Linked DNA regions of Mus musculus: regions 1, 2, 3 and 5 are each linked to region 4. Evidence: chromatin loops called from intact Hi-C (ENCODE). Cell type or tissue: left cerebral cortex. All regions are shown on one strand. Region 1 overlaps Dglucy (D-glutamate cyclase). Region 2 overlaps Rps6ka5 (ribosomal protein S6 kinase, polypeptide 5). Region 3 overlaps Rps6ka5 (ribosomal protein S6 kinase, polypeptide 5). Region 4 holds the start of Rps6ka5 (ribosomal protein S6 kinase, polypeptide 5). Region 5 holds the start of Dglucy (D-glutamate cyclase).

Region 1 (5,000 bases), 110 kb before region 4:
AGGAACATCGGCTGCCTGATTTACTTCTAGATCCCACAGGATGAGCCTGTCCCTGGATGCCCCGGTCTTCCCTTCCAAGATTCTGCACAGGGCGACCTGGGTGACTTTCACTGGTGGTATACTTCTCCCCCTGCAGTGGGGCTTACGACAGGCTTAGAACGCAGCCAGGATCAGGATCCCCTGGGACGACCTTGGCTGCCACTTAACTGGCTGTTACCACCCTGGCAACTGTAAGATGAGGCTCTGCTGTGCTGCCAGCCCAGTGTCTGTATGACAGCACCTGGGACAGAGCAAAGGCACATGTAGGCCACTCACAAAGCCAGGCAGGGCTCCTGGGGACTGAGACACCTCTGTTTAGGATGGGCCATCTATCCAGGCCATCAGTCAAATTCAAGGTGGCTGTAAGAGCCATCTCTCTCAGGGCCTAAGGGCAGTGGGGTGAGTTGTTACAGACAAAACTGTATGGCAGCTGTGGGGAGAGGGGGCAGTGACGTGTCATGGATAATTGACAGGCTTTGGTGAACATATATGGACGTCTGTGCCTCTGTACAAAGCTTTTTTTTTTTTTTTTTTTTTTTTTTGGTTTTTTCGAGACAGGGTTTCTCTGTATAGCCAATCTCATCAACCCAATCTTTTGTGCCTCGAAGGTTACTACAGAACTGCAGGGACCTGACGCAGTCCAAGCCTCTTTGGCAGGAGTCAAAGTGGGGAGGGACACTGTGACAAACAGCGCTCAAGATGAAAAAAGTCCAGCCACTGTGAGCAGGGAAGTCTGGAGGCTGGTCTTGTGCACAGGGAGGCCTGGAGACTGCTGATCAGCCAGAGTGCTCAGACTTGTCCCAACAGCATCTGGGAAGGAGGCAGAGGAGGAAGGGCGCCACTCTTCCCCACGTGACTGGTTTCAGCAGGAAGAGAAGTGCATCAACTCGGCCACAGGGACAGTCCCTAACAGCAGGCGTGTCCCAGGAGAGGCCACCCTTCTGCCGTTAACACTCTGTGCTCACATCAAAACTGGCCATGGTGACACCCTGTGCTTGTAATTCTAGCACTGGGAGATAGAGACAAGAGCATCCCCAGGGCTCTCTGGCAGAGAGCCTACCCTTAATCAGTGAATCCCAGTAAGAGGTCTTGTCTCCAACTCCACGGTGGGGCCAGTGAAAAGACTCATCAGATAAAGGCACTTGCTGCCGTGCCTGGTGACTTGAATTTGATTCCCAAGCCCCACGAGGCAGAGGCAGAAGGAGAGAACTGATTTCCATAAGTTGCCATCCAATCTCCACACAAACATTGCACTACCAAAATCACCCCTTCCCCAAATAAGTGTAACTTAGCAGAAAACAATGTGTTCTGCTCCCGAAGAGTACTAGTTGACCTTTAGCCTGAACATACATTCATATATACATGCCCTCTCTCTCTCTCCAAATGTCCAAATGACTTTGATTGACATTGCACAGCCATATCAGAGGCAGGTGGGAGAGAGACTGACTCAGAGGGTAATGGTTTTACCTGGGAGGGCGACTGAGCTAGGGCTGACCTTAGGGCTTCTGATCCCTGAACCAACATTCTCTCCACCATCGGAAACTACAGAGTCCATCCACATTTTCAAGCTGTTTTGCCCAGGGGCATGGCCTTACCTTGTATGCTCCTGCATGGCTGGGACCTGTTAGGTCTCTTCTGGGGATCCCTGCCTGCTCCAAGGCCTCTTCTATGGAGAAGCTGCAGTCTATGATGAAGGTCACCATTTCTTTTAGTTGTTCTGAGTGCTCTTCCAGTGAGGTCAGGATGCCTGTGCAGGTGCCAAACTTGTATTTCTGCAACTGTGGACAGATGGTCCTAGGGACACAAAGAAGTGCTCACAGGCCCCTGAGGCGCTTTTTTTGTTTTTGTTTTTGTTTTTAGAGACAGGGTTTCTTTATGTAACAGCCCTGGCTATTCTGGAACTTGCTCTGTAGACTGGGCTGACTCCAAACTCATGGAGATTCATCTGCCTCTGCCTCCACAGGGTGTACCACCGTGCCCACTCGGCCAATACTGTGTTTATTAGAAGGTCAGAGAGGGGCTGGAGAGTGGTTAAGAGCACTGACTGCTCTTCCAAAGATTCTGAGTTCAATTCCCAGCAACCACATGGTGGCTCACAACCATCTGCAATGTGAGCTGACGTCCTCTTCTGGTGTATCTGAAGACAGCTACAGTGTACTCATATACATTAAATAAATAAATCTTTAAAAGAAGGAGGAGGAGGAGGAGGAGAAAAAGGCAGAGGAGGGACTCTCTGATACTGACACGTCTAGAGCTCTCTACACTGGGGAGCGCTTGGTTTTCAAGTCGGGGCTTTGCTGGTGTTCCTGAAGCATGACCAAACCAGAACCACTGAATCAATGTGTGCATAGCATAACCTGTGGGTCCCACCCCATCCCATTTCCTGAACCTCAATGTGAGACCAGTCAGACCCACAAGAATAAAACAATGGTGGACTTTCTGCAACAGGGAGATGCTGTTGGACCCAGAGAAACTTTGGTGTCCTCTCCCATGAGGCTGAAAGCCTTATGTGGTACGAGCCTCAACCCTGTTCACCCCAAATCATTGCTGGGTTATTCCTCCTTTCCAGCCATGTGCCAGGGGATGGGTTGTAGGGATGGCCAGGGTGTGACTCCACATTCAGACACCAGCTCCATGGAGCAGCAAGTGTCTGGATAGGGAGAAACACAGAGCAATGAGGCACCCTCCTCCTCTACTGCTCTACTTTGGATCTCAAGTCTCCCCTAGAGGCCCATAGACTGAATGCACCATCCCAGCTTGTGGTGGTGGTGGTGGCAGCTATGCACCTTTAAGAGGTGGGAACTAGTAAGAGGAAGTTAGGTCATCGGGTATATCCGCTTTTAAGATGAGGATGTTACTTCGCCATCCTCTCTCTCTGCTTCCTGAGTAGCTTGGCTCCACTCCATCTCCCCTGCTATAATGTTCTGCTTTGCCACAGGCCCAAGCTGTAGCCACTCAACCATAGACTGAGACCTCCAAACCAGCAAACCAAACAAACCCTTCCTTCTTTAAGATGTGTGCCTTGGGTGTTTCTTCATAGTGTTGGAATGCTATGACCCATGAAGGGGGAGGAGTTGGGTCTTAAGGCATAAGTAGGAGTCCACAGGTTGGATGAGAAGGGAAGGACACCTAGGCAGAATGTGCTAAGTGTGAAGGCACCGAGTATATGAGCCAAGGGAGGTCTGCACCAGGAGACTCAAGCTGACCACACAGTAAGTACCAGCTCAGGCCCTAGTAACGTCTTTTTGAGGGGTCCCCTCATCCTTGCACCTACAGAATGATAATGGGAAGCCTTCTGTCTAGGAAGAGAGCTTGGGGAGGGGTGTGTGTGTGACCTGAGTATCAGGAAGAAGCTGAGCTGGGGCCGGGTCACCACTAGTCTTGAGATGGGGCTAAGGTACAGGCCACAGGCTGGCTGGCCTTGGAAACTTTTAAAGAGTAGAGTCACATGATCAGATGCAGACTTAGAAAAGGCCACTTTTGTGGGTGAGCAGAAGATGGTCAGATGGAGGAGAGAGCAGGAGGAAGATAAGGAGAGTTACAGTGTCTTAAAGTCTAGGTCAAAGACAATGGGAGCTGAAGCTATGAAGCGAGGGCATAGTGGAGAGGCAAAGAGGCAGGGTTCCCAGAGCCACCTAAGAGGCTTGTTATGCAGTGCTCACCCTTTATGTGTGAAAATACATCTAGTATCTCCAGTGGATGACTGACACTGGCTAGCCCCATCCCCTGTATATGTTATTGTCCCCTGTATTTCTACACCTGACATTTCCTTTATAAACCAGAGATGCATAGTAATTATAATTATATACTATAATAAAAGTTATTTAAAACATTGAGCTATTTATTCCTGGAATTTCCCATGCAATAATTTTAGACATTGGTCACCCATCGGGTAACTGAAACTTGTGGAGAGTGAATGGGAGCTAAGGGGGATGTCTGCTGTAGGCAAACATGCACAATATGAATGGTATTTTCTTCTGGGGGTTAGTGATTCGAGCATTGTTCTTAATCCTGTGCAAGGGTTTTCTGGTAGGAGTGATAAAGCGACAGGTGGCAGTGCCTGTCATGGTTAATTTTAATCATCATTTTGATACTATCTAGAATCATGTGGAAAGAGAGTCTCAGGCTGGCCTGTAAGAATGTCTTTGGGAGATTGCATTGATGAATTGAGGTGGGAGGATGCATCTCCTGTGGGTGGCACCATTCCCTAGGCAAGGGGGTCCTAAACTGTATAAGAGTGGAGAGAGCAGGAGAGCTGAGCACGGGCATTCGCACTGGCATTCATGCATTTGTGTATTGCTCTTGGGCCAGGCATGGTTAGTGCATACCTTTAATCCCAGGTGGCAGAGGCAGGTAGACTTCTATGAGTTCAAGGCCAACCTAGTCTACATAGTTAGCTCCAAGCCAACTAAGGGTACATAATGAGATCCTATATCAAACAAACAAACAAAACAAAACAAACAAAGCAACAGCAACAATAATACCTGACCTCTTCTCTTGACTATGGTTATAATGTTACCGGCTGTTTCAAGTTCCCGTCACCTCCATCTTCCACCCCTGACCCCCCCCACCCCCTGCCAGTAATCCTGAGCTAAAATAAACCCTTTTCGGCTTAACTGCTTTTGTCTGGGTATTTTATCATGCCAATAGGAAATGAAACTAAGATGTAGACTACAGAATTTCTCCAGGCTTGGAGCAGAGGCAAGGGCAGGGGCGGGGTGGGGGCGGGGGCGGGGGCGGGGGCAGGGGCAGGGGCAGGGACAAGTGTGGGGTTGGAGGAGAGCATATGAAGTAGGAAAGGTAGAGAGGGCAGTTTGCTTCTGTGAGCAGTGGTCCTGTGAGGTTCCATGCCAGGCCCTGTGTGGCCCCCAAGGCTGGACCAAAGTGTACCTGGTAACACAGCACTCCAGCTGCAGCATCTTCCCTTGCTCACAACTACTGTAGCACAGGCTTCTTACCTT
Region 2 (5,000 bases), 85 kb after region 4:
AGCATTTTCATGGGTCTAGTTTTTATTCAGAGAACTTTGATCTATGTGGAATTTTTGTTTGACAAAAATTGTTGAGTATGACAAGAAATAAGGGTCTAGCTTTTTAGATGGCCACTCAGCTTTTCTGCATTATTGAGAGAGAAAGCTCATTGTTTACCCTGGCTTGAATTGCAGCCTTTTTCATCTGGATGTATCTGGATGTATTTCTTGACTTTCTGTTCTGTTTGTCTTATTAGATAATGCCCAAGCACTGTACGTACTGTGATACCTTTATCAAGGCATTACAGTATTTTCTAATAGTAATGCCAATTCTCCAACAACCCTTGTTTTTTAATTGATGATACTGAGAACTTTATGAAGGGATCTTTCTGTTATTTTACAACATGACCCTTATAATCAAAGTATGTTGTTCTAGGGAGAGAAAAGCTTGTTAGTGGTTTTACTGGGTTGTCTTTGAATTAAAATTTTTAACTTTGAGCAAACTGAAATTTTGATGATACTGGTTATTTGAAGAAGATGGTATTTCCTTGTCTGTAGGAATCTGCAACTGAGATTGTCAAGAATGTTTTAGCATTACCTTTCTACCTTTGTCTTTATTAATATTGAACGTACCATCATTTGTTGTTATTGTGAGTATGACCTACTGTATCTTAAAGCTGATGGATTCCACTTTTCTGCATTAATTTTATATCTTGAGATCTTTTCATCCTGCCCCAGGACATGTTGTTCGGTTTCTATGATGTTTCTTTATCTCTTATTTTCCTGATGTTTAACTCAAGATTTATAGCCATCCATAATGTAGTAAGGGATGTTTTAGAGATTCAAGTCAAGGCTATCATCTGGCTCACTGCAGAATGTTTGACAGGGCTGACTCTAGGGGGAATAAAATTTGCTTGGTTGGCACAGGCTTCTCCAAATAAGATAATTGTGATCATAGTAGTATCTTACCAGATGCTATCTGTGACATTTGTTTTTAGTACCCAGTTATGGAATAGACTAGCATTTTCTAACAGAATTGAGCATGTATGATTGCTTCCCACAATAAGCTTTAATTATAATTATCTCTCATTTGTTTATATTCTATCTTCCATTCTCTAAGTCAGTAGGCAGTACTTTTTTCTGACCAGTATAGGGCCAGATGGTAACTATTTTAAGCTTGCAGGCTTTCAAGTCTTTTTGACCATAGATTGTAGTAAACAAATATAGTACAGTTCCAGCAAGATCTTAATTATAAATTGGTAGTGGACTAGATTTGCCCTCTGAGTTATTATTTACTGCCCCTTGCTCTAAACTCGCCCGTTGAAAGGTGTGTGTGTGTGTGTGTGTGTGTGTGTGTGTGTGTGTGTGTGTGTGTGTACATGCACATGTGGAAGTCAGAGGTTGTTAACATTAGATGTCGTCTACAATCTATCTTCACCTTATCTTTCAGAAAGGGTCTTTCTCTGCACCTGGATCTCATCAGTTAGGCTAGCTTGGGGATTTAATAGGGTCCATATGGATTCTCTTGTTTTGAACTTCCCCAGCTCTAGGAGTACAGTTGTGTGCCTCCATATCTGACTCTTTTCATGGGTTCTGGGGATTAAACTCAAGTCTTCACACTTAGAGAGCAAGCCATTTACTGACTGAGTCAAGTCTCCAGTTCAGTTAAGTCACATTTTTCTATAAAATGTTGTTCTATAGCTTCTTATGTTCCTTTGTCTTATCTTAACTATATGACATCATATATATTTGATGTTTTCCCCCTTTTGTATTTCTTGCAGCTTTTCCAAATTTTATAATATGAATAGCTTAACTTTTTTTTATATAAGTTTCCTTCTACCTATGTTCTGATACAAGAAATATAAAAACATTTTCATCTATTTTCTGGTTTTTGGAGCTCATTATTTCAACAGAAGTCGAAATTCTATGTGGAAAATAATCTGTACAAAACAGTTTTTTCTTCTAATAGTCTCTGAAAATGGTGATTTTTCAAAACACTGGCTGATCTTTGACTTTAATAATCAGTCAGGTTAATCAGTGGGATTCATCAGACATAAAAGAAGCTAATTCCAAGTGTATTTAGAACATTTTTAACAAATGCTACCTCAGTCTTGTAGACAGTTTTGTCCTGATGTGTCATCCTTTTCAATAGGAGCTAGATGTTTTAGATATTGAAGTTCATGTTTGAGTCCTAGTTTTATCTCAGAAATTGCAAAGGTGTTGATGCTTGATGAGATGGTAACAATGGTTCATTGTGCATTGTAGTAGCAGATGTCACAGAACAGACAGGAACTGCTGTCAGACATTCCTTCTTTTAAGTAAATACAGCTGATTCACAAGAGAAGGCTCCCTGTGGCGGGTTTGACGAGCTGCAAGGTGTCATCATATGAAGAGTGGGCATACAAAACTAGAAACAGAAAGGAAAGCAAGTGGGACTGGAGACTGAAAGCAGAAGAGAGACTTTCCTTGAAAGCAGGAGGTTGTAGTTTGCCTGTCAGCTCTGTGCTTGCCCTCCCACAAGTAGGCTTGTAGAAGCTGTGAGCACGCCAGCTCCGAAGCAGCTCGTGGGCTCCACCTGTGGCTCTTGCACTGCATCCTCAGTGGAAACTGCACTGGAGCCGTTCTGTAGTCCAGCAGTACTCAACATTAGGTAGTGTGTACAAACGGAAACCTGTGAGTGTGCTCTACCAAAGAAAGATGTCAGCTCCCTTTCATCAGAGAGAGTTACCCCCTTTGCTCCAACAAGGGCTTCTCGTCAGGGAGAGTAAGAGCGCCAGGAGGGTCCTTGCTTCAGCAGCACACACATTAAAATGGAAGCGTACAGAGGCTAATACGGCTCCTGCACAAGCAGGACAGGCAATTCCAGAGAAAAGGTTGTTACAAATACGGCAGAATCGGACCTTTTAGTTTTGAAATATACCAAGTGGATAAATACTATATGTTTGTTATTCACAGCAAGAGACTTTATTTGCAGTGGTGGTTCTGTTTAATAAACCCTGGAAAAGTTTGATTTATCTGTTTTTCAGAATAAGCCTGTAGACTGTGGTTACTTACTTGTTTTGAAGGGTTTGTTGTGGATGTTGACAGTTTCTAAGGTGTACACTGAATTTTAGTTACTCTCCCCCATTGCTTTACTTTCCCAGCTGCTTCACTGAATCCTTCTTCTTCCCAGGAAGCCCCCTTCCTACAGTCTTGTCTCCCTAGGCATGTTACCCATGTACCTGAGCAGGACTTCTGCATGAGCCTGCCTAGTCACTCACTAGGCAGCTTTAGACCACCAAAGAGTGACACTCCTTCCTCCAGCCACTGTTAACTTTGTAATCCTTCCGGGAGGTGTGAGGCCTCATAAACTCTTCCTCCTTCTTCGATGAAAGTTTGATGATTCTGATCTTGTACAGGGAACCTCAGCTGCAGTGAGTTTATATAGAAGGCATGTCCTGTTCAGAAGATGTTTTACATCAGCTTTCCCCAATATGGCTCTTAAATTCTTTTTGCCCCTTCTATGGTGTTCGTTTAATATTGAGGGTTTGTGTATATGTGATATGCACTTCCTTTAACAGCTGAGCACTCCATAGTCACTTATTCTCCATACTTTTAACCAGTTATGAATCCTAGTATTTTAACCACCACAAAAAGGGCCTCTGCTGAAGGCTGCACTCATCTATGAGTACAAAGATAAGTCTATAAAAGGCAGTTCTTACTATATTTGTTTAGCAAAATAATAATAGTAAGTTCTCCCCTTTGGACTATGGCATTCATACATTGGTTTTGCGGCTGGGCTTACAGTCCTAGACGAGAGTACTGTCCTGTGGGGTAGGCTTCTCCATCTACCAGAAGGTAGCATGTTGCCCCCATGGCATTATGCCAGTATTGCAACAGCCAGGTTGATTAGCACTGTAGCTCAGAGTTTATCTTTGGGTAAGAATCTTAAAGACTTACCTTCTAGGAGCCTTCATAGAATCTCTTACACCTAAAGCTCCATCGCTGTCTTTCTGTCCATTTGCAACAGCTTACCCGACTTCACTGAAAATTTATCAGATCCAATTCCTACAAACGCAGATTTACTTAAAATTACCTGTAACTTGGGACTGCGTCATAGATCGACAGTGAATAAGGACGTTGATTGTGATGGTTAGTGCAAGTTGCCTATTTAACAGGATCTACTTGAGAGATGAGCCTCCAGATATGCCTGTGGGGAGTTGTATTGCTTAGGCTGATATGTGAAGACACACACACTCACTGTGGGTGGCACCATTCCATGCATGGGATCCTAGACTGCTATATAAACGTAGAAAGTGAGCTGAGCAGCCGTGTGCATTTGTCCTCTGCTTCGTGATTGGATGGGGTGTGACCAGGCGCTGTCACCTTGACTTCCCCACTACAGACGGTAGCGAGCACTTTTGAACTGTGAACCAGAATAAACCCTTTCTCCTTAAGGTCGCATTTATCAAAGTATTTTATCACAGCAATAGGAAAAGAAATTAAGACACCTAAGAGTTATAGGGGTTTCGGTTTGTTTTATTTTGTTTTTTGGACACACTGTTGAATATAAATGACTTTTAGTGTCCAAAATGTTCAGAGAGGGATTGACAACCTCTGGAGCTGGAGTGGACCTCTGATGCCCGATGTGGGAGCTGGAAACTGAACTTGGGTCCTTTGTAAGGATGCTCTCAGGGGCTAGAGAGATGGCTCAGGGGTTAAGAGCACTGACTGCTCTTCCAGAGGTCCTGAGTTCGATTCCCCAGCAACAGACGGTGGCTCACAACCATCTGTAATGGGATCTGATGCCCTCTTCTGGTGTGTCTGAAGATAGCTACAGTGTGTCTGTATATCTTTAAGAAACAAAACAAAACTATAACATCTTTAAGCTGGGCGTGGTGGCGCACGCCTTTAATCCTAGCACTCAGGAGGCAGAGGCAGGCGGATTTCTGAGTTCGAGGCCAGCCTGGTCTATAAAGTGAGTTCCAGGACAGCCAGGGCTATAGAGAAACCCTGTCTCGAAAAAAAGAAAAAAAGAAAAA
Region 3 (5,000 bases), 150 kb after region 4:
TCTTAGAATATTCCCTCCTGCCTGGTTCTCAGTCAGTGTCGGTGGCATACATTTCCATTTGCTTTCTCTGTCCTGTAACAGCGCTTTTTTATGAAAAAGCCAAGGGACACTATTCCACAGAGCACCAGCACATCCGCCAGTCCCATGGTCTCAGTTCTCTCCAAGTACAGGCGTAAACAGTGGGGAGGATGGCTGGGCTGCTTGGTAACTTCAGCCTAAATGGTAAAGCCTGGCGTGGCAAGGCCTCCATTTCTAACATCCTAAACGCTACAGCGTTTAAATAACTTCACAGATCAACAAGCATGGCCTTGGTGTTTAATGGTCTGGTAGAGTCATCCACGTTATGTTTTTGTTCTGTAAAAATGTGCAGTATTATCACTAAAACAATAAACAGGGTATAGCAAGCAAAGAAACAATTATGTCAGCTTAGCTTTCTTAGTGTTGCTATTGCTTATTAAACATAAAAATGCAAGGCTGGGGTGTAGCTCAGTGGTGGAACACTTGTGTGGTGTGTATGAGGCCATAGATTTTTGTCCTCTGTTTGGGGGCTGGGAGGTGGTTTCCTCATTGAAAATGAGGTCTCTTCACTTCTGTGAGAACAGAGTACGTTAATTTTAGTCTCTCCACCCATTTTTTAAAAATATTACTGTAAATCTTTAAAGTTCGGTGACACAGAGACAAACATGTTAGAATGAAATGAACTCAGTATTGTACATTGGCTGAGAACTATTACTTTTCAAACATACATTATATCTTGTTCATACTTGAGCTTAAAAACTAACAAGTATGTAAAATTAAACAGAATGCTCTATTGTTCTTTTCTACAACTTTTTTTTCTCAGTTGTTCCCTGAGTTTGTGAATATTATGGTCTGTCTTTAGTATAGGAGGTGCTTATCTTCTTGACAGCTTGGAATAATAATTTTAATTTATGTATTTGCTTTCACTTTTAAATGATAGGGTAGACCAGAAATCCACTTACAAAGATCTGAATATCTTTTCTCTACAATGCTCTAGAGGTGGGAAGAATCATAATAGCATTCAATTTTCTACACATTGAACATTCTTCTGGTAACAATGTGTTTCTTTAAATTACCCCTTTCCTCTAGAAGTTTGTCATTTTTCAAGAGTCTTCTTAAAATTTTTAAGAAATATTGTGTGTGTGTGTGTGTGCGTGTGTGTGTGTGTGTGTGTGTGTGTGTGTTCATACATTCACTCATGCTCGTACATACACACACATGTGAAGGAGAAAAGACAACTCATGGAAGTCAGTTCTTTGCTCAGCCATGTGGGATGCTGAGGGACAAACTCAGAGTGGCATGTTGGCCAGCAGACATCCTTACTGTGCCAAGCCACTTCACCTGGCCCAGAATGTTTCTTGGTGTATCTTCAGTCAGGGAAGCACAAAGCAGATGGCTGTAACAGAAGCTACCACAGCCTCACAGAGGAGTGAACACTAGCTAGAAAGTGGACAGAACTCTAGTCCACACTTCTAGCAACAAATACTTCAGTGAAAAATATTTAGCTCTTATTTCTGAGCCTCAGATTATTTCTGAGACAAATAAAAAAAAAAGAAAGAAATTATCTCTCTCATCATAACTGAAAAGCTTGAAGAATTACCACATAATTATTTCTACTTCCTTTATAAAAGAACCTATTTTGTTAATTTCATCAAGTGTAGGTTTCACATTTCCCCACCACTGAGTCAATATCCATCTCTAAGTTGGAAATCATGTCTCCTACTGGTGGTGCTTCTCTGTCTTAATGCTATATAGCATGATGGTATCACCTTGTTTTGAAGACTGAGTAAGAAATCTTTAAAATTCAATTCAGTAAGAACTGAGAATATTTTAAAGAAGGCACATAAAGAAACAACAGAGGATTGAATTAGAATAATACAGAACGAGTTAGTTACTCAGACAGTGTGTATGGGAAACAAGAGGCAGTATCTCACTCAATATTGAATGGGGTTGAATGAGCTACAATAGCAAGCCCTCCAGTGTACACACACACTTGACTCATGGCACTTTTACTTCGTAATCAGTCCAGCGACCCAAAGGGAAACCAGTGTAAGAGGAGAACTCAGTGAGTCCCTAGAAAATAGGGGTTGGTATCACAGCCACAGAATACACTTCAACCACTATAGCAGTATTTTATGGTTTGGGGGAGATGTTGGTTGGTCGGTTGGTTGGTTGGTTGGTTGGCTTTCATTTTGGCTTAATTCTTTTCTGCCAAGGCTCAGTACAAAAGTAATTTATTCTGTTATCTCTGAGGTTATGTCTTGGTGCCCTCTAGAGGACACTGAGATTCCTGCATTAAGAAAGCTTCAGGCACCTTCCACATACTACAGACTGAAAATGGGATCATTCTTGGAAAAAAAATATTTTTAATCCTTAGTTTGAAATATGTACTCTTATTTAAATCAGACTTGCTAGTAACTGTGCTCTTAGCTAAGAGTGGTGGCGCACACCTTTAATCCCAGCACTTGGGAGGCAGAGGCAAGCATATCTCAGTTCAAAGCCAGTGAGTTTACATAGAGTAATGGTTCTCAACATGTGGATCGTTTGACCACCAAACCTTTCACAGGGGTCATCTAAGACCATCATAAAACATGGATATTCACACTATGATTCATAACAGGAGCAAAGTTATGGTTACAAAGTAGCAATGAAAATAGTTTTCTGGTTGAAGGTCATCACAACATGAGGAACTGTAGTAAGGATCACAGCATTAGGGAGGTCGAGAACTGTTGCAGTAGAGAGTTCCAGCCTGCTAGAGCTACCAAGTAAGACTCTGTCTTTAAAAAAGAAAAAACAAAGTAACCATATCTATTGTTCATAATATAGTTTGATTTTTTTTTTGACTTGTCCCAATCTTCTTGCTGTGCTCTAGAAGATAAAGTGGGATGACTTAGCTGCCAAAAAAGTGCCTGCGCCATTCAAGCCGGTGATCCGGGATGAGTTAGATGTGAGTAACTTCGCTGAAGAGTTCACAGAGATGGACCCCACCTACTCTCCCGCTGCCTTGCCACAGAGCTCCGAGCGACTGTTTCAGGTAAAGTTGCAGCATGCCAGACATGCTTTGGAAGAAAGCCAGTTTTCCTAGTGAGGTGGTTTGTTGGCATAAAATAAGAATTCTATAATCTCTTCAGAACTAAATTTAGAGATATGTTGAGGTACTATCTGGAAGTTTGCAGTTTACTAAATAGATTTTATTATAGTTTTTAATGTGTATGTTTTAGGTTTTTTTGTTGTTTTGTTTTGTTTTTTTGAGACAGAAGTTGGAGTTTTGGGATTTGGATTGTTTAGTGGGATATTTTGTCTGTTCATTTGAGACAGGGTCATGCTGTGTAACCCTGGCTATTCTGGAGCTCACTATATATAACAGACGCGTCTTGAACTTCTGCTTCTCCGTAGCTCGGATCAAAGGTGTGCATTCGAACAACCAACCTCTGTTTGTTTTTTATGACGAGGTATTCATTTTATACTTGAAAATTCATTTCTGCTGAGGCTCATGTGAAAATTATAATGCTATTTTATTTTTTACTCCATTCTTTAAACTATTCAGTGTTACCTGGACCTTTATCTTCAGTGAATAATAAATTATACATGCTCTCTAATTCTTAAAGTCTTGAATCGAGGGGGCCAGAGATGTAGAGTGCTCACCTAGCCGGCAGGAAACTCTGGCTTTAGTTTCTAGTACTGCATAAAACTGGGTCTGGTAGCACTCACCTGAAATCCCAGTGTTCCAGAGGGTAAGAAGTTCAGGGTCACCCTCAGCTACACAGTGAACACAGCTGCCAGTAGAACCCTGTCTCAAAAAAACAAAAATCAAAAACGGAAGGGAGGGAGACAAACAGATTTATTTTTAAAGACTTTGGGTTTAAAGTCCATGATTTCCATGCAATGATGGGCTATAATCTGGAAATGTGAGCTAAAATAAGTCCTTCCACTCCAAGTTGGTTTTGCCAAAATATTGTTTAAAGATTTATTTTTATAGTTTTGTACGTGTATGTATGTATGTATGTATGTATGTATGTATGTATATTGTATAGGATTCCTTGGAGCTGCAGTTTCAGCTTGTAAGCTGCCTAATGTAGATTATGCGACGAACTTAATGCCCTCTGAAAGAGTAGTGAGCACTTTGACTCTCTGTAAGAGTGTTTACCTGTTTGTTTTTGTCAGTATTTTATCACAGCAATATGTGTAGATGTGTGTATGTGAAATATTATATAAAGCACATTGTTTTGTATTTTAACTTTAAAAAATTAAAAGTGCAGAATATTTTTTAGGAAATGTTCGTTTACAGATGCAGATACTCTGTGCCTATTGAACTGTGTCATAGCTGCACTTCTCTGACCACTGACAGTGCCTGTAGTGTGGTTTGCTCTGGCTATTCAGAGTGTGCCTCTCACCTGTCCTATGACCCTGGAGAACATGGCCAAGGATCTATGTAGGTGGTAAACTAGTAAATGCCCTAGCTTGCACAGAGTAATTATGTGTCATTTATCACTCTGGCTTACCACATCATCCTTCCACTGGGGTATTATTTTCCAAAACTCAATTTTAAGTTTAGTTATTCTGAAAACATAGAATACAGATTCAATAATTGCTAAATTAAAGATGAACTTTTATGAAACTTGTTATTTTTGTAGTTTGAAACAGTTCTGGGGCCACTTTATTTGATGTGTTGACTGTGCCTCTTCTGAGGTCAGATGAGTTTATAAACAGATATTATCAGCAATGCAAAAGGTTCACAGGCTTGCATCAGATTTGGGAGTGGAATAGGGAGGAAGTCTTTCTGCCTTGATTTTTTGAGTTGGGCTAGTTCTGCCAGAAGATGGCAATATCTCCTTCTGAGAAGCATTTGCTATTGAGTTAATGCTGTATTCTGAATGCAAATAAAATTATCTTCATCTGAACATTTTTTTCTATGAAAAGAAATGATCGCCATCTAGACCGTGCCTAGCTGTGAGAGTGCAGAGCTTTGAGCTTTAGCATCT
Region 4 (5,000 bases):
TCCAGCCTGCTTCCCCGGTGTACGGTACCGGGTCCTTGTAAGCCTCGGGCCAGCTTGCTACAGAATAGGACATCAGATCTCATTTAGGATGTTTGTGAGCCACCATGTGGTTGCTGGGATTTGAACTCAGGACCTTCGGAAGAGCAATCAGTGCTCTTCACGGCTGATCCATCTCTCCAGCCCCTTCAGGTACTTTGGTACAAAAATCTGCCAACTATGGAGACTACCAAATATAGACCACTTTCTACTTTTTAAAGGCCCATGAGCTAAGGATGGGTTTTGCATATTTCAATGTTTGAAAAGATATTAAAACAATAATATATTATGGCATGTGAAATTCAAATTCCAATATCCATTAAGACATCTTAGGGGAACACAGCCATTTGTTATTGTCTTTCTGTTTTCTATTGACCACTTTCCAGAAAAATTGAGTAGTTATAAATGAGAGTCTACGGCTCACACAGCCTTGGATTTGCTATCTGTCCTCTAACAGGAAGATAGTTTGCCCATTCTTCATCTAATCCATGTGCAATTTAGAAGATCATTTTTGCATTGTTTATGCTCGTCTTTTCTTTTCTCATTATCACCTACTTCCGCTACAGAAATTAAGCTGTCAGTGCTACACTTGCAATACATTCTTTCCCAGTGAGTCCTCTCTTCCCGTCAGCCTCATGGGATTCGACAAGTTATAAGAGAGTGACTTTGCTGTTCTAACTAGTGTAGGGGACTTCATTACTAAATAACTTCTGTGCCTCAGTGTAACATTTACGATCCCTCATTGTCTTAAGGACACGGTTCATCTTCATTCTCAGTTTGCCCGGATTTGGAACCACCTGGGAGACACACCTGTGGGTGTCTCTTTAATGGCATCTCCAGGGAGGCTTAACAGGGAAGATCCACCCTAGCTGTGCTGGGTGTCCTGGATTTAATAGAAAGGAGACTGCTGAGTACCACAGTTTAGCGCTGTCTGCTTCTGACCACAGACACAACTTGACCAAGTGGTCTCCTGTTCCTCCATCTTCCCGCCTCCATGATACACTCTATCCTTAAAATGTAAGTCACTCCCCGACCCTGCCCAGGTCTTTCTTTTTTCTCTTTTGAGTGTTTTTAAGAAAAGGTTTCTCTGTGTAGCCCTGACTATCCTAGAACTCGATATGTAGACAAGGCTGGCTTTGAATTCACAGAGATCTGCCTGCCTCTGCCTCCTGAGTGCTGGGATTAAAGGTCAGTGCCACCACACCTGTTCTTTCTTTAGAATGCTTCTGTCAGGTGTTTTTGTTTTGTTTTGGGTTTTTTTGTTTTGGTTTTTTTTTTTGTTTGTTTGTTTTGTTTTTTTGTTTTTTTTTTTCCAAGAAGGAAAATAAAGATACACTCATCTTTCCTATACAGCTGTTTCCCTTACACTTCATTTAGCCTACCTGTTACTTAGGTCACCAGCATTTGATCTCCTCTAGACCTAGGCTCACAGCTTACCTCTGTGTGAAATGTCTCCAGTTTTGTCTTACTTGCCCTTTAAATTGGCTATCCAGATTTTCTCCTTGCCCTAAAAGCCTTGAGAATAATCGTTGCCATCTGTGCCATTCTCTAATGCTTAATACTGGTTCACAGTTTTGTTTAAATTCTTTATAGTTTCCTGTGCCTGTATACAAGTTGCCCATCTCTCGAGTTCCGTTAATAGCTTTTCAGGAGCAGAAATTGAATCTTATTTTATGATTCACCACACTCTTTGAGTTTCTTAAACATGAAAAATTGGGATGAGGATGTAGTTTAACTGGTAGACTGCTCGCCTAGCATTCATAAAGCTGGAGAGTTCAATCTCCCGCATGTCATAAGCAAGGCATGGTGGCACATACTGCGAATTCCAGCACTGGGAGGTGGTGCTAGACGTACCAGGGGGTCAAGGCTAGGCTGAGCTACACTCCCCACCTCCACAAGTTATTATTTCAGATTTCTCATCCGGAGCCAGAACCTTGACTTTTTGTGTATAGGAGCTACCTGTATTTAATTTTTAAACGTAATTTAGTTTTGCCTTGTGTGAGCGATACATGCCCTTAATTAAAGCTTGTGTGGAGGTCGGAGGTCAACATGTTAGTTCTTTTTCATTATATGGGAACTGCACTGTGGTTGTCCACGTCTGGCCGCAAGCACTTTTACCCACGGAACCATCTTGCCGGCTCCTACCTGTATTTAAACACAAAATTCATTTAATTTATTTAGTGCTACAGAGAATAGTATCATTCGAAGACATGCCATCTTCCAGACAGTCACACATTTGTGGGCCGTTCCCTAGGACCCTCAGACGCGCGCGAGCGCAAACACGTGGGTGACAAGTGCTTCCCTCCAGGACCCTCCTTTGTCCACTGTGATTGGCGGACCAAGCGGTCCAATCGTCTTTCCCCGCCTCTTTCCGCAGTAGCCAATCAGAGGTCCGGAGCGCCTCCTGACTACTAGATACTGTTTACTAACAGATCGAAGCTGGGAATAAGGGGTGTGACCATTCTGGGGAGGTCAGGAGAGGGAAGGCCTGCCTGCGCGTGCGCACCAAAGCGAGTAGGTGGGGCATTCCGTGGGTCTTGCCAATCGGAGCGTTCGCGCTCCTCCCTCTCCTGCCTCCCCGCCAAGCAACAACAATTCGAGCAGCGGGGCGGGGCGGCTCCTGAAACGTCAGGACTAGCCGCCCAATGGGAACGGGCGCTGGCAGACGCGCGCGCGCTGCGCCCAATAGCGCTGGTGGCTCAGGGCTGTCTCCTGGGCTGGCTGTGGGAGGAGCGGCCTGGAGGAGGAGGTGGAGGCGCAGGGCGCGGGGTTGTGCCGTACTAGCGGTGCCCGCTGAGGGGAGGAGGCGGAGGAGCTGCACGGCCAGAGCGGGAAAGAGACTCGCCTCAGTGTCGGAGTTGTGGCGCTGCGGCAGCTCGGCTCCTGGAGCTGTGGAGAGACGGGGCGTCTGCTGTCCCATCAGGTTCCCCTAAGAGCGACCCGCGCGATCGGAAAGAGGGTGAAGATGGAGGGGGAGGGCGGCGGCAGCGGCGGCGCGGGCACCAGCGGGGACAGCGGCGACGGCGGCGAGCAGCTCCTTACTGTCAAGCACGAGCTGCGGACCGGTGAGCGACCCCGCCCTCTGCTGGCCGGGCCAGCCGCGGAGGCGCGCCTGAGAGCCGGCATGGGTGCGCGCACAGGCCAAAAGGGGCGCGGGCTGGGGGGGACGGGCCCGGGGCGGGGCTTCGCGGGCGGGGAATAGTCCGGGGGTCCTGGGAGGCTCTGGGCACGGAGAGGAAAGTTTGCTCCTGCTGGGCCCCCAGTTTCCGACCCAGCCTGGGAAGATGCCTTTATGCCCCCTTTCCTGCATAGGTGACATATCTGTCACTACACGCTGTCTCGAGGGAAAGGTACTCTTTCCCTCAAGAGGTGAGCTGTGTGGAGCTGTGTGTGATGGAGCTTGAAGCTTGAACTCACTTTACCCTGCACCTCTGCCTGGGATGGTTCAGGTGTGAGGGGAGTGTGTGTGTTTGTGTGTGTATGTATGTCTGTACCATCCCTAAGGGACAGCGATCCTGCGAGAGGGGTATTGGTTCTCGGTTAGTCTCTGGTGAAGGAAAAAGGCTTCGTGGTCCTCTGGAATTAAGTCCTTTCTCTCAGAGTTATCGTGAAGTACTATACTCTCTGAAATTTGCCAGGTCTTTTGGCAAGCAGCCTCTATAAATGTAAAGTTTTGGGTGAAAGGCTTCACTAGGCGACTTAAGTGCTTGCATCCCCTGTGCTGGAGATCAGTAAAGCTCCGTGTGCTAAGCTTTTTACTTTTGCTTTTTCATTGTGTAATTCCGGGGTTTGTTTTGGAAAATTCTTATCTGGACCAATTGGTAAAGTTTGGGTCTCCCCAGCCCCATGGAGTCAGGTCTCCCCTTACACTATCATTTCTGCATGGAGAATGTGTTAGAGTGGATCGATAGTTATTAGTGTCAGTGGTTTTAAGATTTTTGACACTTAAGTCTTTGGCACATTATATTAAGTAGACACAAATGGCAAATGGCAGGTTTCAGGTAGAAAGCGGGTCCACCTTGCTGCTGTTTGGAACAGATTGAAACAGATGGATAAAGTTAACTACAACCCACAATTCTTGATTGCCCATTAGTATCTTTGGTGCCAGTCTTATGACTTAGTATAAGATGTAAATTCATGCCTTCTCATTTATCAGTATAAGCACTGCAGTTTTGATGGTTCTGACTCTATAATGTATCCTGACCCAGTTATTCCATAGTATTTTTGAATTCCTCACATAAACAGTGTAGATTCCCTTGGTTGAGATCTTCACTCCAAATGTTATCAAAAAGTGATGTTTTCAACGGGATTTTAAGCCATTTTTCTCAGTATACATGTATGTAGTGTTAATGCCCAGTTTACACCAGGAGCAGTGTCACATTTTCTAGAGTAAGGATTTTGGTCCACCTCCCCCCCATCTTACATAATGATTCCTTGCTGTAAGTGTGTGGAATCATACAGTACAACAAATGCTGCTTGAAGTCTTCTATGCTCAGCCATTGATCATGATACAGCAAGCAGTCTTTTGCTCAAAGACCAAGGGGCAACCTACTTGTTAGTAGTCAGCCAACTGCTCAGTTTCTGGATTTTGCAAACAATGCTAACTCTGTAGAAAACAATGAGCGCTGTTTTATTTCCCTTTGTCAACTAACTGTGTGTGAATCATCAAGTTTGCATTTAGAAATTCTTCTGATGGATGACGAGACTGCACTGAACTCACTAGTAATGTAGTAAAAAGGACAGGAACGGCCATTTAAATGTATTGCTAAGCACGTGGACAACTGATCAGATGTAATGGTCAAAAACACTGTTAAAATATAACTTGAAAGAGTAACTCCTCCGTCACCAGCCAGCTGGGCTCCTCTTAGCACATGTTGCTCTGATAGGAGCTAGAGCAGTGTGGTAGCTGGTGGCTATATTGAATACCATAGGACAAATGATAATTGAATTAGAAACCCAGTATA
Region 5 (5,000 bases), 54 kb before region 4:
AGAAGGCCCCTCTGCTCACCGCTAAGCACCACCACCGAACTAAGCTGGCGTTCCCCTTTCCCCGGCCCAGGACTCCTCAGCCCAAGGGCACAATTCTGTTCCCACTTCCCCTTGACCCAGCAGTGTCTAGATGTCCAGAAGTTTAGGAGCCCCTGGCCCTGTGGAGCCCCCGCCACACCTTCTGTTCCAGGCTCCTCTGCGTGGTTTCCAGTGGCGACTGGACACCCAGGAGTCAGGGAACTCCAGCTTTGGACTCCACATCTTAGGTTGTGTTTTCCCACCCCCTGAGCGATGTATCGGCGCGTCCCTCAAATCTAGCACCCAACAGTAGGTGTAGGGTAAATGCAGTCTTCAGTCTCCATGTTTCACCTGCCCAAGTGGTGTTCCCACGCCCTAGCAGCTGGGCAAAATGCGAAACCACAGAGGTTCTCGATTGAAAAGAATCCTTATTAGAAAGACCAGGAGGAGCAGCAATCTGCCATAGCCATGGGAATTCACCAAGTCTAGAAACAAGGGTGGCACAAGGAATTCAAAGGTTCCCAATTCAAGTGAGCAGGGGACTTTAGCTGCGTGTTGACACAGGAGTCCTATGTGACAGATCTTTCAGATATGCCCACGAACTTCCCCAGGGTTTCTTATTTACCCACACATATACATCACGCCAGGTCAAGGACCACCAGTTGAGCTCCTGGGATTCAGTCCCCATGACAAAAGGAACAGCTGAGTTTTTAAGGTTGTTCTTATATGAACTGCTATTGGAGGCTTGGTTCCCTGTAGGCAGTGTTTAGGGGCAGGACCTGTGGGAGGGAATTACATCCTGTGCGCTTGGACCTCAGCAGTGGGCTTTGGGAGGTGGTGGAAACCCCTGAAAGTTAGGCCTCTTTGGAGGAAGTTGGTACTTGGGGGTGGGCTAGGGATGGGCTGTTGTATTTCAGACCCGTCCTCGCTTGGCCCCGTTCTCGCTGAGACCCGTCCTCGCTTGGCTTTCCTGGCTGCTACGAGTTGAGCTGCTTCCCTCTCCCACCTGCTTCAGCCATGTTGAAAGATCCTGGAAACGGCCAGGTCAAAGGGCTATGGACTGGATGGATGGAACCTTTGACATCATAAGCCCAAATAAACTTTTCCTCCTTAACGTTGCTGCTCATGTCAAGGGTCTTGTTATATGAATGGGAAGCTAACACAAAAATTCTTTATCGGAATGTGTGCAAGCCCAGTCTAGCTTTCAGCTGGTTCTATCCTGCCTTGTCTTTCTGCCTCAGTTTCCCCCATCTGTTTAGTGGATGCTGCTTTCCTTCTGCTTCTTGCTCCTGGCTTTATTTCCCCCTCCTTTGACAGTGTTTAGCTACTTTGAAGGAACAACGCTCGCTCCTTCTGGACCAATCAGTGCCAACATGCTGCCTCCTGCCCTCCCTAGCACACATACATGTTCATGAAGTCAGGAAGATGGCTGTTAACGAACCCCTAGGTTAATCACACAGATAGGAAGAGACTTCCCAGAGTCACAGGGCTCTGCCTTCTGCACAGGTCAGAGGGTTTGTTCCCCCAGCCACCTATGACAAGAGAGCCTTGGCTCCCGCAGTGGGGACTGAAGCAAGCTCTCAATGTGAGTTTGCCTCACCTTCAGCAATCATCCCTCAAAAGCAGAGAGAGGCACCTCGAGCCCTGTGGTTATCTGGCCAACACCCCTAGGCCTGCATTGGCTTGGTCTGTCCTCCCCTCATGCCAGCCCTGAAGTCTCTGCCACTAGCTTCATTTCCTCCTCCCTAGCAGGTTGTGGCCCAAAGTTGGCAGCCACTCAAAGCCTATGATTTCAATTTCCCCTTCTTTGCTTTCTCATGATCTTGGGGTTCTCAAGGTCTGGAAGGTGTCCTGAAAGGCCATCCCAGGAGGGTAGAGAAGCAATTCCACAACTCATGGTCCCCAGTGTCATATGCAGAGATTTGACTTTCAAGGGGAGGCCCTGGTGGCTTCTAGCAGAAAGCCTGTTAACTGATTTTGGCTTATAGCCCCCTGGAGCAGTTTCCTCAAACGCTTGGGCTGGGATAGGGTAGGGTGGGGTGTGTGGATGTTGCCTAGGGCAGAGAACTATGCCGCGTTCACGTTCCCTGCTGACTTACTGTTGGTTTGAGATGTCTGGACTAGAGTCCACACACAATTCTTCCTTTTGTTTCCTCAGCCTTGCAGAGCGAGCTTCCTTCTGAAAGGCATAAAGCTCTCTTTCTTCAGCTCACAGGGGCTTCTGGGGCTGCCTGTCGCCACCGCCACTGCCACCAGCTTGCTCTGCCCGGCTCAGTCTCTGATCTACATGCCTGGGCACAGCCCCAGGCACCACTGGCTGCTACAGCTCTGCTACCCTGCAGCCAATGCTCTCAAGGCCTGTACTGGGGTGGAGACTTCCATGGCAGGATGCCAGTCCTGGTTCTTAAAGTCACAGAGCCCTCTAAGGTTACTTCCCTTTGCGGGAGTTTCTTGCTTTCCCCGGGCAGCAAGGAAGCATGACACAAAGGCATGGCCATGATGATTGGAAAACCTGCTGCAGCAGGGTGGAAGTCCCAAAAATTCTAATGTCACAGACCTAGGAACTCACGTAAGCCCTGAGGAGTTTCACAACTACCCTGGTAATTCCCGTGTGAAGCCAGACTGGGATTGCTGTCTGTGCTGTCCAAATGTCAGACTGCACTGGGTCATTTGAGGTACAGGCGAAAATGCAGGTGTTGACCCGAGCGAGAGTCAGGCTCTTGCAGATCAATGGCTGCTAGCCCTGGGGCTGTGCTGGGTTAGGCAGGGTAAGTTGCTCTCCAGCATTCAATGTTCCCTGGACTCATCTGAGATAATAGGAACGCAACACTAGGCCAGTCTCTAGCACTCAGACTATGCTTGAAAGACACGGGCAGGCCTGTGGGGGTTTTTCCTCCCTTGGTCTGAATGCTTCCTCTGAGGAAGAGCAGGTTCTGCTTTCTCTTGCCTCAAAGCTTTCAGGACTTCCCTTCAGAGCCAGCCTTAATCCCAACCACACAAGGTTCTAAAGCAGATGGTGCCAGCCAGTCTCTGTGGTTTCACCTTCCCTACCGCTCCCGAGCCTCATACCCCAACCCCAGCACAAACCACACACGTAAGCACAGTGCAGGTCCTTTTGGTGCCAGCCTTGGCATGTCTCTTCTTGGGTCACTTTTCTAATTCTTTTTCTCCAGTTGGTTAACTTCTCCCCCTCCTGGAGGAATTGGGATGGGTGTGCCTTGCCCTTTGTTATAAGACAGAGAGAAGACACCATCTGCACCCCACGACCACCACCAAAACCAAAAACCCAGACTTCCACAGGATACTTGAATCCACTGGCACCTTGATCTTACTTAGCCTTCCCAGTCTTGACTTGTGAGAAATAAATTTCTGCTCTCTACAAGCCATCCAGCTTGTGGTATTTTGTCATAGCAACCTGAATAAATGGAGACAAAGACATTGTGCTGAGTGAAATAAGGAGAATGTCTTAGTTAGGGTTTTACTGTGAACAGATACCATGACCAAGGCAGCTCTAATAAAGGACAACATTTAATTGAGGCTGGCTTACAGGTTCAGTCATTATCATTAAGGCAGGAGTATAGAACCATCCAGGCAGGCATGGTACAGGAGGAGCTGAGAGTTCTACATCTTCGTCCGAAGGCTTCTAGGAGAAGACTGGCTTCCAAGCAGCTAGGATGAGGGTGTTAAAGCCCAGGCCTACAATGACACACTTCCTCTAATAAGGTCACAACCCCTCCAACGAGGCCACACCTCCAAATAGTGCCACTCCCTAGACCAAGCATACTCAAACCACCACAGAGGAGTCCATAATTCTACCTGTAATAAGGTACCTAAATCAGCCAAGGTCATCACTGGGACAAAAAGTAAACCAGTAGATAGGAAGGTGTGGAGGAGTTACCGTTTAATGGGTCCAGACTTCAGTATAGGATAATGAAAAGGTTCTGGAGCTGGACACAGTGACAATGGTTATGAAACACTGTGGATGTAACTCAGGCAATCAAGCTGCCATCATACAATAGCTTATTAGATATCTAAATTTTAAGGACACGCCTAACCTGTACCCCTCAGGAGGTGATGGTTTGCAGACGGCAAATGTCCAAGGCCTGAGGCATGTGTCCTTTCCACTTTTCTAGAGGCTTAAGGATGAGACTCGGAACTCCAGAAAGTAAGACTGTGTGGTTGACCAGAGATGCAAAGAATGCCAAATATTTACAGATGGATTCTTTGGCGGATGTGACGATGTAGGCAAAAGTTCTAAGGGGGAGAAATATCTCAACACTCAGTGTCAGAGTACACTCTGTAGGGAGAGCAATTGCCTACATCAGAGGAATGTAAAGGTACAGTCAGTTTACCTAGAAGTCTCCTTGCAAAAAATTGAGTAGCATTAAAATCTGGTAACAATCGCATGCTCACTATTGTAAGGTTAGGTGATTAGAAGGGGTCAATGGGAGATAGAAGTAAGAATTCAAGACTTTTTTTTCCCCCTCAAACCTAATTAGACAGGAAGATTCTAGACGCCATCATGCCTTTATTTTCCTCCAAATTCCTATGTTGAGACACCAACCTTCCATGCAATGGAATTTGAGGAAGCACTTAGGGCTAGATGGGCTCCTGAGCATGGGTCCTTCTGTGATGGTGTTAGTGCCTTTGTCAGGAAAGATACCAGAGAGCTTCCCTTCTTAACCACATGAACACCATCCACATACCACCACCACCACCACCACCAATCACAGCCTGATAGCCACTATATACTCTGATCTTCCTCTGTCTCAGGGCTTTCCCAACCAGCAGTCAATACCTCCCAGTGACAGCGCAACCCTAGGGCCAAAGCAGAGAGCAGGGCAGGGCTTCCTGTACCCACTCTGTAAACCTTCCTGCTTTTCCAGTGCCTGATGGCACCTGCCAGGCACTCTCCCCTGTGGGCTAGGCTCATTTCCCTCAGACTTGTAGAAAGGCTAAGCAGTCTGTCTCCAGTCTTGTGA

What was found. A loop is a pair of places that touch in the nucleus more often than their neighbours do. Peaks named below come from ENCODE experiments on the same cell type or tissue, not always from the same donor. Only the 100,000 strongest peaks of a DNase experiment are listed, where the experiment ranks them.
Region 1: it touches region 4 in a loop (3-fold over the local background); 19 of 42 quality-filtered maps call a loop at or near these places.
Region 2: a loop joins it to region 4, with 2.4 times the contacts of the local background. A loop is called at or near these places in 7 of 42 quality-filtered maps.
Region 3: it touches region 4 in a loop (3.0-fold over the local background); 2 of 42 quality-filtered maps call a loop at or near these places.
Region 5: it touches region 4 in a loop (3-fold over the local background); 11 of 42 quality-filtered maps call a loop at or near these places.

Annotation. Positions count from the first base shown.
Region 1 is chr12:100,835,333-100,840,332 of GRCm38, reverse strand. Dglucy (D-glutamate cyclase) reads right to left here. Exons shown (of 13, transcript NM_145448.5): 3 at 4,998-5,000; 4 at 1,635-1,833. Among named protein-coding and RNA genes, the nearest start is that of Gm36572, 56 kb to the left of the region's middle. In left cerebral cortex, no CTCF peak of the experiment used is centred here; no DNase peak of the experiment used is centred here.
Region 2 is chr12:100,637,384-100,642,383 of GRCm38, reverse strand. All of the region lies in intron 3 of Rps6ka5 (ribosomal protein S6 kinase, polypeptide 5), which reads left to right. Among named protein-coding and RNA genes, the nearest start is that of Rps6ka5, 85 kb to the left of the region's middle. In left cerebral cortex, CTCF peaks have their summits at 2,541 and 4,781 (motif pointing left); a DNase peak (open chromatin) is centred at 2,467.
Region 3 is chr12:100,575,774-100,580,773 of GRCm38, reverse strand. It overlaps Rps6ka5 (ribosomal protein S6 kinase, polypeptide 5), which reads left to right. Exons shown (of 17, transcript NM_001330702.1): 9 at 2,891-3,052. Among named protein-coding and RNA genes, the nearest start is that of Ttc7b, 57 kb to the right of the region's middle. In left cerebral cortex, CTCF peaks have their summits at 2,300 (motif pointing left) and 4,840 (motif pointing right); DNase peaks (open chromatin) are centred at 1,362, 2,288 and 4,915; H3K27ac peaks cover 100 bases.
Region 4 is chr12:100,722,882-100,727,881 of GRCm38, reverse strand. Rps6ka5 (ribosomal protein S6 kinase, polypeptide 5) reads left to right here and starts at 2,762. Exons shown (of 17, transcript NM_001330702.1): 1 at 2,762-3,101. The coding sequence starts at 3,002. In left cerebral cortex, a CTCF peak has its summit at 3,108 (motif pointing left); DNase peaks (open chromatin) are centred at 2,581, 3,460 and 4,469; H3K4me3 peaks cover 2,875 bases; H3K27ac peaks cover 984 bases.
Region 5 is chr12:100,776,428-100,781,427 of GRCm38, reverse strand. It overlaps Dglucy (D-glutamate cyclase), which reads right to left and starts at 2,371. Exons shown (of 13, transcript NM_145448.5): 1 at 2,118-2,371. Gm40558 (a long non-coding RNA gene) reads right to left here. Exons shown (of 3, transcript XR_872933.1): 3 at 3,683-3,714. In left cerebral cortex, no CTCF peak of the experiment used is centred here; DNase peaks (open chromatin) are centred at 1,794, 2,365 and 2,892; H3K4me3 peaks cover 1,216 bases; H3K27ac peaks cover 1,472 bases.